Regions from separate parts of the Homo sapiens genome. Here region 2 is linked to region 1. The links are chromatin contacts, found by Hi-C or POLR2A ChIA-PET in ENCODE. All regions are on one chromosome and are shown on one strand. Each heading gives the region's core, a stretch centred on a gene start or an enhancer-like site at or near the end of the contact. The rest is flanking DNA. Distances are from core to core; before and after follow the strand shown.

Evidence for each region. A loop is a pair of places that touch in the nucleus more often than their neighbours do. ChIA-PET counts read pairs that join two places held with the same protein, here RNA polymerase II (POLR2A). Pooled maps may share reads with other maps.
Region 2: a loop to region 1 is called in a map of ascending aorta, with 3 times the contacts of the local background. The contact joins two enhancer-like sites. A Hi-C loop is called at or near these places in 12 of 168 maps with a recorded cell type or tissue (Right ventricle myocardium inferior, aorta, ascending aorta and 6 more), 2 of 37 single-sample maps with no recorded cell type and 17 of 50 pooled maps. POLR2A ChIA-PET finds 5 or more read pairs at or near these places in 5 of 52 experiments (A549, AG04450, H1 and 2 more).

Annotation. Positions count from the first base shown.
Region 1 is chr20:17,793,899-17,799,603 of GRCh38, reverse strand. No RefSeq gene overlaps it. Among named protein-coding and RNA genes, the nearest start is that of BANF2, 97 kb to the right of the region's middle. Within about 2 kb of position 3,248, at least 15 of the 41 ENCODE cell types and tissues checked have a DNase peak (open chromatin) inside an H3K27ac peak, as active enhancers do; they include heart left ventricle, heart right ventricle, psoas muscle and 1 more, where a contact is called at or near this core.
Region 2 is chr20:17,834,012-17,839,716 of GRCh38, reverse strand. The region is part of intron 1 of LOC107985440 (a long non-coding RNA gene); the gene reads left to right. Among named protein-coding and RNA genes, the nearest start is that of SNORD17, 130 kb to the left of the region's middle. RefSeq lists an enhancer at 3,990-4,567. Within about 2 kb of position 3,241, at least 16 of the 41 ENCODE cell types and tissues checked have a DNase peak (open chromatin) inside an H3K27ac peak, as active enhancers do; they include heart left ventricle, heart right ventricle, psoas muscle and 1 more, where a contact is called at or near this core.

The DNA.
Region 1 (5,705 bases), core at 1,999-4,498:
TTGCATTGGAGATTAGGAATCAACATATGAATTTGGAGGGGCACAGATATTTAGTACACATCACCTGTGATGCTGCTGGAAGTCAGCAGGCACACCACATTGCTGACACTTGAAGCTACCCCATATGTCTTTGTCAGTGTTTTTTGTTGTTGTTGTTTTGTTTTGTTTTGAGAAGGAGTTTTGCTCTTTTGCCCAAGTTGGAGTGCAGTGGCGCCATCTTGGGTCATGAGTAGTTGGGATTACAGGTGCCTGCCACCATGCTTGGCTAATTTTTGTATTTTCAGTAGAGATGGGGTTTCACCATGTTGGCCAGGCTGGTCTCAGACTCTTGACCTCAAGCAATCTGCCTGCCTTGGCTTTCTGAAGTGCTGGGATTACAGGCGCTAGCCACTGCGCCCAGCCCATCAGTGTGTTCTTGATAAGCCTTCGCTTGTCCATCTTATGCTTGTGTTGTTGTTTTTGTTTTCCTTTTGGGCCCTAGCTCCAGGCTGTTACACTAACTCCCACCGGCCTGCAGCAGGATCCTTCAGTCCACTGCTCTGCAGAGTTTATTGAGGCTCCTCATTCTGTTGCTCAGCACACTTGCTACTTACTCTCCACGGTTTCCTGTCTACTGCATACTTGCCAAGAATGACCTTTACCTTATTATCTCAGTCACTGATTTAAAATGATTGAACAGAACCTGGCATTCCATAAGTTGCCCACTCAACAGTCATTGCCCATTTCACTCACTTTGCTGACTAAACCCTGATTTGGGGGTGGGGGAGTGGGCAGTGAGCTCAACTTCCAAAGATGTAACTGCCCTGCTGCACTTTGCAGATGCTCACTGTTTCAACTCCTCCAGGGCAGCTGGAGGCAGGGGTGGGGCAGGTAACTCAGGTATGGTCAAGAGGAAGTCTACTGGGGAATTTCTGGCAAGATTTTCCCTCCTTGATAAAAAGAAGAGCTGTCTTACTTTGTCCCCACCCCCAAACCCTCACCGAAGCATTCCCTGAAACAAGAATTATAGGGTAAGTAGTTTTCTGGGAACATAATCCCAGGAAAACACTAGCAAGGGAGTAGGGAAGTGAGACAGGGAAGGAAAAATATTTAACAAAGCGTGCATTATAGAGCAGGTTTTACTGTGGAGAACTAAGCTTAATCATGCAGGGACATTTTTGGAAAAGGTGTAAGTCACATGCCTTGTGGTTATCCCTTGGAGCAATGAGGGAACTAAGGTACTTTTATAGCTACTCCCCCTCAATCATTGGTTAGGACTTTCTCTGGAGGAATATGAATTTTGGGGGGCACTTCTGACCTGATGTCCATGGGCAGAGCAGTTTTCTGAGGTTTTAGGGAAAAGCCCTCAGGTTAAGGCAGTTTGGAATTGACTGGAGCCTACTGAAATAATAAAATGGAGGGATAGGCGATGAGCTCCAATAATGTCTGCTGTAATGCCCCTGCCCCACTATGCTTCCTGACCTTGTATGTGGTTGTGATGTTGGGGGCTGCAGCAGCCATCTTGTGACCAGAAGGTGATAAGCAAGAGGCTGACAAACCAACACACTGAGGTTGGCAGTGGAGAAATAACAGAAAAACCCAGGGTCCTTTCCCTTGTCATTGGGCTGCTACTGCAAAATCTCCTCCCACAGCCTTCTTATTTTATGAAAGAATTGTGTTTTCATTTTTTTTCAGCCAGTGTTACTTGGGCGTCCTGTTCTTTGTAGTTAAGTAAATTTCATCTGGAACAGCTCTACAGGATGAGTGGATGAGAAGGTCCCAGGCAGAGTCTGCCTGAGCAGCTCACTACTCTCATAACTGAATCCTTGCACCAGGGTTTGTTTTGAGGGAACACAAATTAAAACACACGCTTGATAAGACCTTTAAATAAGAAACAGATGGATGGGTCCCTGAATGGAAACCTGGATGGGTAAAACTTCAATCTCTCCATGTTAAGTAATTGATTAAATTCTTATCCCTTGTGGTGCAGGAGGAAAGCAGTTATGCCGAACAGCGTGGCTTTTTCAGGAAAAGAAATAATTCCAGGGAGGCACAACTGAAATGTCTTTTTTTGGTCAGGACCCTTTTGGTTGCAAGTGACAGAAATGCAACTCAAATAAACATAAAGGGAATGTGTTTGTGTTGACTCTAGTAACCACCAGATTCCAAAGTCATAGCTGGATTCAGTGGCTCTGATGATATGGGCTCTCTCTCTCATCTCATCTTACCTCTATTTACCTTCATTCTGCATGCAAGCTCTGTTCACGTGGCAGACAAAATGCCAGGCATTTGCAGCCCCACCCTGCCAGTGAATAACCCAGGTGTACAAGCTTCATTTACGGTCTCTCCCATATCAACCTCAGAGTGTTTGATGTGGTGGAGTTGGGTGTCGTGATTTTCAAACCCACCAGAACTGTGTCATGAATGGGACCTCCCCAGAGGAACCAGCAGAAGAGGAATAGAAAAGCAGCCTGGAAAGAAAGTTGCTTGGCTGCTATTAGCCCTGTCAGCTTCCTGCTCATTGACAGGGATAGTTCTTGTATTGCATTATCGGATGCTCCGTAGCTGCCGGCAGCTTTAACCCTCTCATCCTCTTCCATGGTGTTGGGATGGGGGACACATGCATGTTCTTGCTTCCTTTCCAGCCACTCCCTTTCCTAAATCCAAATGTATCTCTGATTTAGATGCAGTGGTACATGCCTGTGATCCCAGCAACTTGAGAGGCTGACGCAAGAAGATTACTGGAGGCTAGGAGTTCAAGACCAGACAGGGCAACATAGTGAGGCCCCATCTCTAAAAAATAAAAATTACAATTAAATGTATCTCAGGATGCCCCTGACACAAAGACTTGAGCTTAGGCCATTTATTTGAGAGATGACCCCAGGATGCACTGGGAGGGAAGAAGTGAGGCAGGGAAGGAAAGAAAATCAAGAAGGGGGTGTATTAGTGAGAGAAGGAAATAGGGCTCAGGTATCCCTGTGGGCCTTCTAAGACACTGTATAAAGTTTTATCAAACCAAACTATCCCTCAAAACTGTACACAGAAAGGCAAGGACACAAGAGTCCTTTTCACTACCTCCTAGCAGTCCTCCTTGCTTGGAGGCTGCCCCTAGGAGCAGTCTTGCCCTGGTTTCTCTAGCCTGTGTTGAGTGTGAGCTGAACACTCTGGGGTGGGAGGTACTGGGGCAGGGGCATAGAGAACACCCGAAGAGATAGATGCAGGTGCTGGAAAGAGCCCTTGGCATGGCCTGGACTGCCAACAGCAGCTGTAAGTGACCTCCAGAGTGGACCTGGGCATGTGGGCTTTGGCTGTCATCTGTTATTTAACTGAATGTTGCAACAGCCCATGAGGTAAGCATTACTCCATTTAAGAGCCAAGTAACTGACGCCCAAGCAATTTCAAAGCTCTGCTACCAGACATACTCTAACAGTAGAAAGTCTGATTTTTAAAAATGACCTAGTTTACAGAGTCCAGGGTTTTAAAAGTTTCTTCCAAAACCTCAACCTGCATCCTGTTTTCAGAGTTGTTACTACAGTTGCTTATTAATCAAGATTAATAAAGACCATGGCAGTTATTATCTGATAGTCACAGCTGTTGAGAATCTTAGGAAATAGACACATGGGTGAGAAATACCAGAGCTTGATGCTTGATTGGCATTAGCCTTATGGGGCTCATGAGATAGTGACCATGGTGCTTGCAAAGCATTTCTTGCTGAAAAAGGGAAGCTACAGCTTAATGCTGGGGCTACTTCATGCCCGACCATGACCAGGATCTGTCAGGCAGTACTCTCTGAAGCCAGTCTCCTAATTTTTCAGACATCACAAATGCGACTTTTTTTTATAGTTGTGAAAGCCCCCAAAACATCAATTCTCACAAATCGAGGACTGGCTGGGGCCCTGGCTTCTGACCCTTTGCTCTCCAGGGACCATGAAAATTATTTGGCTTAGATGTGTGGTGATGAGGCAATGGAATAAATGCAGCTTTCCATTTTGCTGCAGAGTAACATGAAGAAGCCGGTTGACAAGCAACTCTCTGGCCAGTTCTGTGGCCTTGGGCAAATCGCTTAACCTCTCTGGGATCCAGCTGTTTGTATGTGAAATGAAAGTGTTTGGTTAATCAAGCAGCTAATCTGGGGCACTTGTGCTGCCACTCCTCTCTCCCTGCCCACGGCATAGGGTACTATTATGGCACTTTCCCTCCAAGCTAGATGTTGGCCTCAGAATCCTCAACACAGCAAATCAGGGAATCATCACTGAGCACTCAGAGTTGGCAGATGGGTTTGAAACCTGTCTGCCCTCCCTGGCCTGGATGATCTCTAAAGTTCCTTTAATTCTAACTTGTTGGATTCTGGGAACATGTAAACCAGGGGTCTGCAAACTACACCCAAAGGTCAAAGCTGGCCCTCTGCCTGTTTGTGTAAATAAAGTTTTATTAGAACACTGCCATTCAAAGGCCCATTCATTTATGCATTGTCTATGGCTGCTTTCATGCTACAATGGTGGAATTGGGTTGTTGTAATAGAGACCACATGGCCTGTAAAGTCTAAAATATTTTCTTTCAGGTCCTTAATAGAAAAAGTTTTGCCACCTTGTGATTAAATTTCCCTCCTTCCCTCCATCTTGTCCTCCAGGTCATGAGGGAAATTCCTCTTTGTCTCTGAGGGGCCTGTGTGGCTGAGCAATGCTCCAAGTGCCTGTGGGCCTTCTGCATCCCTAAGTCAGGAGAAGAGCAGGAGAAAAGCCAATAGGAAAATACAAGGAATGAAGACATTGTGGCAGAGATAGAGGTAGGGGGAGGCAGATGGGTGGGGAGCCGGGGTTCTCAAAGAAAAGGTCAAAGGGCACCCAGAGGAGAGGACCAAGGCATCCTTTTGTGCTGTCACTGAATGGCCACGGTGGTACTTACAGACCTCCTCCAGCCAACCTATCCTGGCATCCAGTTGGGGGCTGAGCCACCTTGTTTGGTTCTGTGCTCCAAGAACCCTGGCATGGCTGGCTGCCCGCTGGCTTCCGCCAGTAGTTTGGCATGAAAAGTGCTGGCTTGGGGCCTTTTTTCATGAAGAAAACAATTGCCTTTTCCTGGTCTGTGGACAACCACTGCTGCCTGCCTGGACATTGGCAGGAATGTTAAATTGCACCCTTGATGGCTGCCCTAGAAGCTGGGGTCTAGGAAATGTCCCTACAGCTATGTATGCTGGGCTACCATATCCATTTTCTCTCTGTGGGGTCAAAATCCAGTGCCTCAGCAATGAATCCTGCAGCGTCTTATATGAATTATTGGTGAATGTAATGAACTGTACACCCTCATCTCTTCTCCCACTTCCAGGCCCACTGAGGTCCTTTTCCAAGGTCTGTGTGCTTTGCTGTGAATGGCTCACCCCTGATACCTTCAGGGACCTGCCCTTGGGCACTGGGGCTCCCGGGCAGCCCATGGCCACAACTGGTGGTCATGTGGACAAAGGCCCAGCTCCTTTGCTGTCACCCCCACTCCAGGGTTCCCTGCAGGATTAGGCACTGGGACTTTGTCAAGCTCAGGTGCATACAATTCAGGGCAACTCCAAGCCCTGATTCAGGGGCTTTTATAATAGATTCAGACTGTTTATTACTTACACAGACAATGAAGAGTAAGCCAAAGGTACCAGTGCCCCAGGTCCTCATTCGGCATATCAGAAAGGAGGGCACCCAAACAAGAGAGGCCGAGTGACTGTCATGTGAGCTGGGGGATGC
Region 2 (5,705 bases), core at 1,992-4,491, 40 kb before region 1:
ATTTAGTGACTGGCTGGAGCTGCAGGGATCAGGCAAGGGGTTTTCATGTTCATGGCAGGGCTGATCCTTCTGCAGAAGCACCCAACACCCTGGGCAGATCCTGTGCTTCCCACCGTCAGCATCTACCAGCCACACTGGACCAGTGTCTACCTCCTCTGTATTTCTGCTCAGTCTTAGGTGCTCTGTGAATTTCCAAAACACACAACAGGTCTCTGGGAGTCCTGGGAATTGTCACAATGCTTTTGTTGGCAAGCAACAGAAGCCAGGTTTGGGCTCTGGTGTCCTTTCCTTTCACTTTTCTTGTCTGCCCATTTCTGTAGATCCACTTGATTTTCTGCTGGATTTCCCCATGTTCCAAGCCTGTACACCCTCGAGATTGAATTTGTGTTCCCAGCCTCTGGGCCACTCCCTGTGGTGTTCCATGGGAATCTCATATGCGAAGTGACTTCAGTCTGGGTTATTTGTACCAACCACTATGACAAGGTAGCTAAGACTTACTCCAGTCAGGACTCTGGAGCTAGGGCAGGGTCAGACACACACCATCTTCGTGGTTGCCAGGGCAGCGGGAAGGGTGGAAGGATGCTTGGCAGCAATGACACATCTATATGGAGGGATGATGTGTGGAGGAAGGGGTGGGGTGGGAGAGCAGAGAGGCTGCAGGAGGGGCCCCAGCATGCTACTTGGTTCTCAGAGAAAGCAATGTCCTTTTATAGCCTATGTCCTCCGAGGCTCTCAAACAATTGTACCAGCCCCTGGCAGGGTGATTCTTTCTCTCCTGTAAGAGGAGTTGCCCATTAGCCTTGGCTGTGCCTAAGTGTGGATTCTTCCAGAACAGATCTGGGACAAGGTCTCGTGTGCCTGCGATTTATTAAGGAAGTGCTCCCAGGGCAAACTGGGAAGGGGCTGAAGGAAGCAGGTTGGGGTAGAGAGGAATCCAAGCCAGGGGTGATCACAGGCGACATCCTACAGATGACGGCTTTTCAGCCTGATCCTGAGGGGGAGCTCTGAGTGCAGGGGACACTTCAGTTAATCTTAACCCAAGGCAAGGGAGCTGGACTTTCAAATTCTTGTGCCCATTAGTCATTGGACAAGGATTGCAGGTGTGGGAGGAGAATGCAAATTTCTAGGCACCTTGGGCTCTCTGTCCCTCCAAGCAAGGTGAAGGGAGCCCTCTGAAGAAGATCCCCAGGAAATGCTGCTTATAAGCTGTGGTCAGATGTCTTTGGGCCTCACTTTCCTTATACATAAAATGTGAATAGGCCGGGCGCAGTGGCTCACACCTGTAATCCCAGCACTTTGGGAGGCTGAGGCAGGTGGATCACGAGATCAGGAGTTCAAGACCAGCCTGGTCAACATAGTGAAACCCAGTCTCTACTGAAAATACAAAAAATTAGCCAGGTATGGTGACGGGCACCTATAATCCTAGCTATTTGGGAGGCTGAGGCAGGAGAATCGCTTGAACCTGGGAGGCGGAGATTGCAGTGAGCTGAGATCGCGCCATTGCCCTCCAGCCTGGGTGACAGTGCCAGACTCCGTCTGAAAAAAAAAAAAAAAAGTGAATAATCCCATTACCTGCATCATAAGGATGTGGACATGTTAACTTTATATATATATAAATTGATTAGGCTTTTGAAACCTTGCCTTACAACTCAAAAACCATTAGACATTTAGTAAATGAAGCATTAATGTGATCTCCCTTAGATGTGTTGATTTTAAACCAATATTTATGTCAAGCACCTAGCATCGTGCCTGATAAGCCACTGATATTTTAAAATACTCTTATGTTAGGCCGGGCACAGTGGCTCACACCTGTAATCTCAGCACTTTGGGAGGCCAAGGCGGGCGAATCACTTGAGATCAGGAGTTCAAGACTAGCCTGGCCAACATGGCAAAACCCCATTTCTACTAAAAATACAAAAAATTAGCTGGGTGTAGTGGTGGGCACCTTAGTCCCAGTTACTTGGGAGGCTGAGGCAGGAGAATTGCTTGAACCCGGGAGGTGGAGGTTGCAGCAAGCTGAGATCGTACCACTGCACTCCAGGCTGGGCGACAGTGAGACTCTGTCTCAAAAAAAAAACAAAAAAAACAAAAAACCAACCAAACAAAAAACAACTATTATGTACTATTATGTTAGAGTTATCATTGAGGAAGGCAGGTGAAAAGTGGAATGGTAAGAAACAGGTTATACCATGAGGTAAGTCAGGTGCATACTGCAGGAAGTGAAAGCCCTTCGGAGCTGGAGGGGTCACGGAAACAAAAAAGGGAGGAAGGGATTTGGGGGATGGGTAGAGTGCTGACAATGCCTGCTCCTGGCTGGGGTACATGTGTCAGTTCTCACCCATAAAGGAGGACTCAAACTCCAGCCCTCAGCCCCAACTCTACCCACAGACATGTTTTGCTTGGCCCACAGTGTACTACTGACTGCTCAATACCGTAAAGCTTCTGAATTAGTTGCCAATGTTTAAATCTCAGGTAATTTTTAAATAAAAATCCAGATCCCTGGCTCCTCTTGAAAAATCATAGTTGTTATCAGAGGCCCACATAGCCACACGGCCACAGTTGCAAGATGCCACAGAGTCCGCCCAACCTGAGCAATTTTACCTGGCGGCCTTGATGCCACAGGCCCCACCACTCTCTATTTGTCCCAAGCACACGCACTATAATTATTCTTATAGGAGAACTAAGGGGAAAGAGAAATCTTTTTTTTTTTTTTGTGCCTACCTCTCTAAAATGGAGAAAATCTCTACAGCCCTAGGATGGTTAATGTGGATATGAGATGTGACTGTATCTGAAGAATACGGCACAAGGTGCCATTGGCAAGCAAGCCCCTGAGCTGCTGCCGCTGGGCCCCTCTAGGTTTGTGTGTTTGTCTCTCCTGCTGTGAGCTGTACGTTCCCACCAGACTCTGGCTTTCCCACCAAGATCCAGCTGTGCTGCTCCGCTTCCCCCTCCCTAGCCCATTTTGTGAAAAGCAGCTGTTTTTCCCTTTCCAGCTCTCCAAGTGCTGATTTCATCTCTTTCCCGACAAAAGTTTGAAGCCAGGAGGGAAATGGTTTGGCAGAAAGTCAGATTGCAGTGGGAGCAAGAAGACTACGTGGAGGAGGCCGATGCCGGGTAGCGGTCCAGGATGAGGGGTCTGGACGCGGCTCTGCAGACTCCATGAGACAAGAAGCCCCAGGAATCTAGGCGGGGCATAGGGCTCTGTGGAATTCACTCCTCTGAGCTGTTTTCAGCAACTTTAGCTAGGGGTGATGTCAAAGAGTTCCATTTCTCAATAGCTTTTCTGGAAGAGGGGTGGAGACAGCCATGGGGAAACCATGATGAGACACCAGGGCTCACCGGGGCTGACCACCCCTCAACTCAGTGCTACAGTTCGACTTTTGAGCACTTACATTGTGTGTGGACTGTGCTGGGGATGGAAGGAGGCTCGAGAGAACATGAGATGGTTAGGAGGTGAATAAGGACTGAAAACGGGTCACCAAGGCAACCAGGCTCAAAACTCATGGCACTGGGGAGGGACAGCCAGGTCAGGAGGAGCCAGAACTGCCCACCCCGGTACCGTGTGCGGTCCCACTTCCCGGGGGGGTCACACATTGTCCCCACTACCACCCCCGGCCTTATTAAAATCACCCTTCCCTCCCAATCAAGCTGAGCCAACATCTCTGACTGAGTCTGGAAAAATTCCTTTCTCCTTAACTAGGCCAAAAAAAGGTTGAACATTTCCCAAAGGAACACTGAGGCACAAAGGGAAACCCCAGTCACGGAGAAACCGGTGAGTTTACAGAGTGCAGATTTCTGAGCCCAGTGTGACCAAACGTCCCACGGAAACCATGGAAGGTCGCCTTGATGGGCATGGGAAGAGGTGGCTGTTCCTTGGAATTCCTTGACTCAGCTGGGCCTGAGGTGGAGGCCAGCAAATGCCAGCAAACTGTGGATGTGGCCGGGGCGGGGGCGGGAAGGGCTCTGCTTCCAGCCTGGTGGGTGCCTCAGTGCTTCTCAGGGACTGGGCCCAGGTCTTTGTCTGGGAAGGGGCTCTCCATGCACCTGCCAGGCCCTCCAGCCAGGCCCCCTCAACATCCCCCTGGCCTCCTTGAATGTTGTCCCGGCTCTGCCCCCTTTCATGAGGAAAGCCTTGAATTTTCTCCTCACTCTTCTGGAAGTCACTGGCTCCTTGGCTCAGGGTGTCCCCCACCCTGACCCCATCTCGCTCTGACCGTCTGGTTGTCCTAAAGCATGTTCACAGGGTTTCAGGCTGGCTCTGCCTTGGAGCTGCCATGTTCCACTGGGTCCTCCGATGAGTCAGCACAGATTCCCGCGGGCTGTTTCCAAACGTGAATCACTGTTGGAGTCCCTTTGGCATTTGGCTCCTGAATCGAGGAACTAACCTTATCCTTAGGGAAGCCACAGCCGACCTACCCAAGTGTAATAACTATAGAAATGTTATTTTTAAAAATAGGTAATACATGTGCATGTTAATGCAATCAAACACGAACATAAGTGGCCTCTCTCCCTGCCTCCATTTCCCCCCTGCAGAGGCAACCAGTGCCCTGTGCGTTTTCCAGAGACATTTTATGCAAGCAAGAGCATATATGTATGTTAATATATTTTGAAGATAATTTCATATCAGCACATAAAGTACTGCTTCATTTAAAAAAAATGGTTGCTAGTATTCCCTTGCAGGATGGTACATTTATTTAGCCAATTTCCTATTGCCAAGCACTTGGGTTGCTTCCAATGTTGCTATCTCAGAGAGCTTTGTCACTAGATTGTTTGGCATGTGTGCCCATGTGTCTGCAGGATAAATCCCAGAAGTGGGATTGCTTAGCCAAAAGATATGTTCATTTTAAATTTTTATAAATATTGTCAAAATGCCCTCTAGGGTAATAGTACTTACTGATTTTTTACTCCCGGTAATAATATTTGAGAATGTCTGTCTCTCTATACTCTCATCAACACACAGTGCTATGAAACTTTTTGCCAGTCTGTTAGCTAAAAGCAATTGGTATACAATCATAATTATAATTTTTGCTTTTAATACTAGTGTGGTCAAGCATCTTCTCCTATGTTTAAAAGTCAGTTGTGGGGCTGGGCAAGGTGGCTCACTCCTGTAATCCCAGCACTTTGAGAGGCCCAGGTGGGTAGATCACCTGAGGTCAAGAGTTCGAGACCAGCCTGGCCAACATGATGAAACCCGTCTCTACTAAAATACAAAAATTAGCCGGGTGTGGTGGCATGCACCTCTAATTCCAGCTACTCGGGAGGCTGAGGGAGGAGAATTGCTTGAGCCCAGGAGGCGGAGGTTGCAGCGAGCCAAGATTGCACCATTGCCCTCCAGCCTGGGCAACAGAGTGAGACTCAGTCTCAAAAAAAAAAAAAAGGTCAGTTGTGGGTCCATTTCTATGAGCTTTGCTCTATCCTTTGCCATTTCTTTCTTATTGATTCTAAAAGTGCTTTATATATTAAGGAAATTAGCCTTTGCCAACTGCATGTGTTGTAAACACTTTTTTTGCTTTGTTGGTTGTGCTTCGACTTTTATTTGACATTTGAATTACATTTTTTTATATAATCAAATTTATTATTATTTTTTAAAATGTGTTCCAGATTTTGTGTTATGTTAAGAAAGATCTTTCTCACTCTGAGGTTATTTTTTTAAAAGTATTCTATTTTTAATGCTTTTATGGTTTTAGTTTGAGGGATTAAATTTC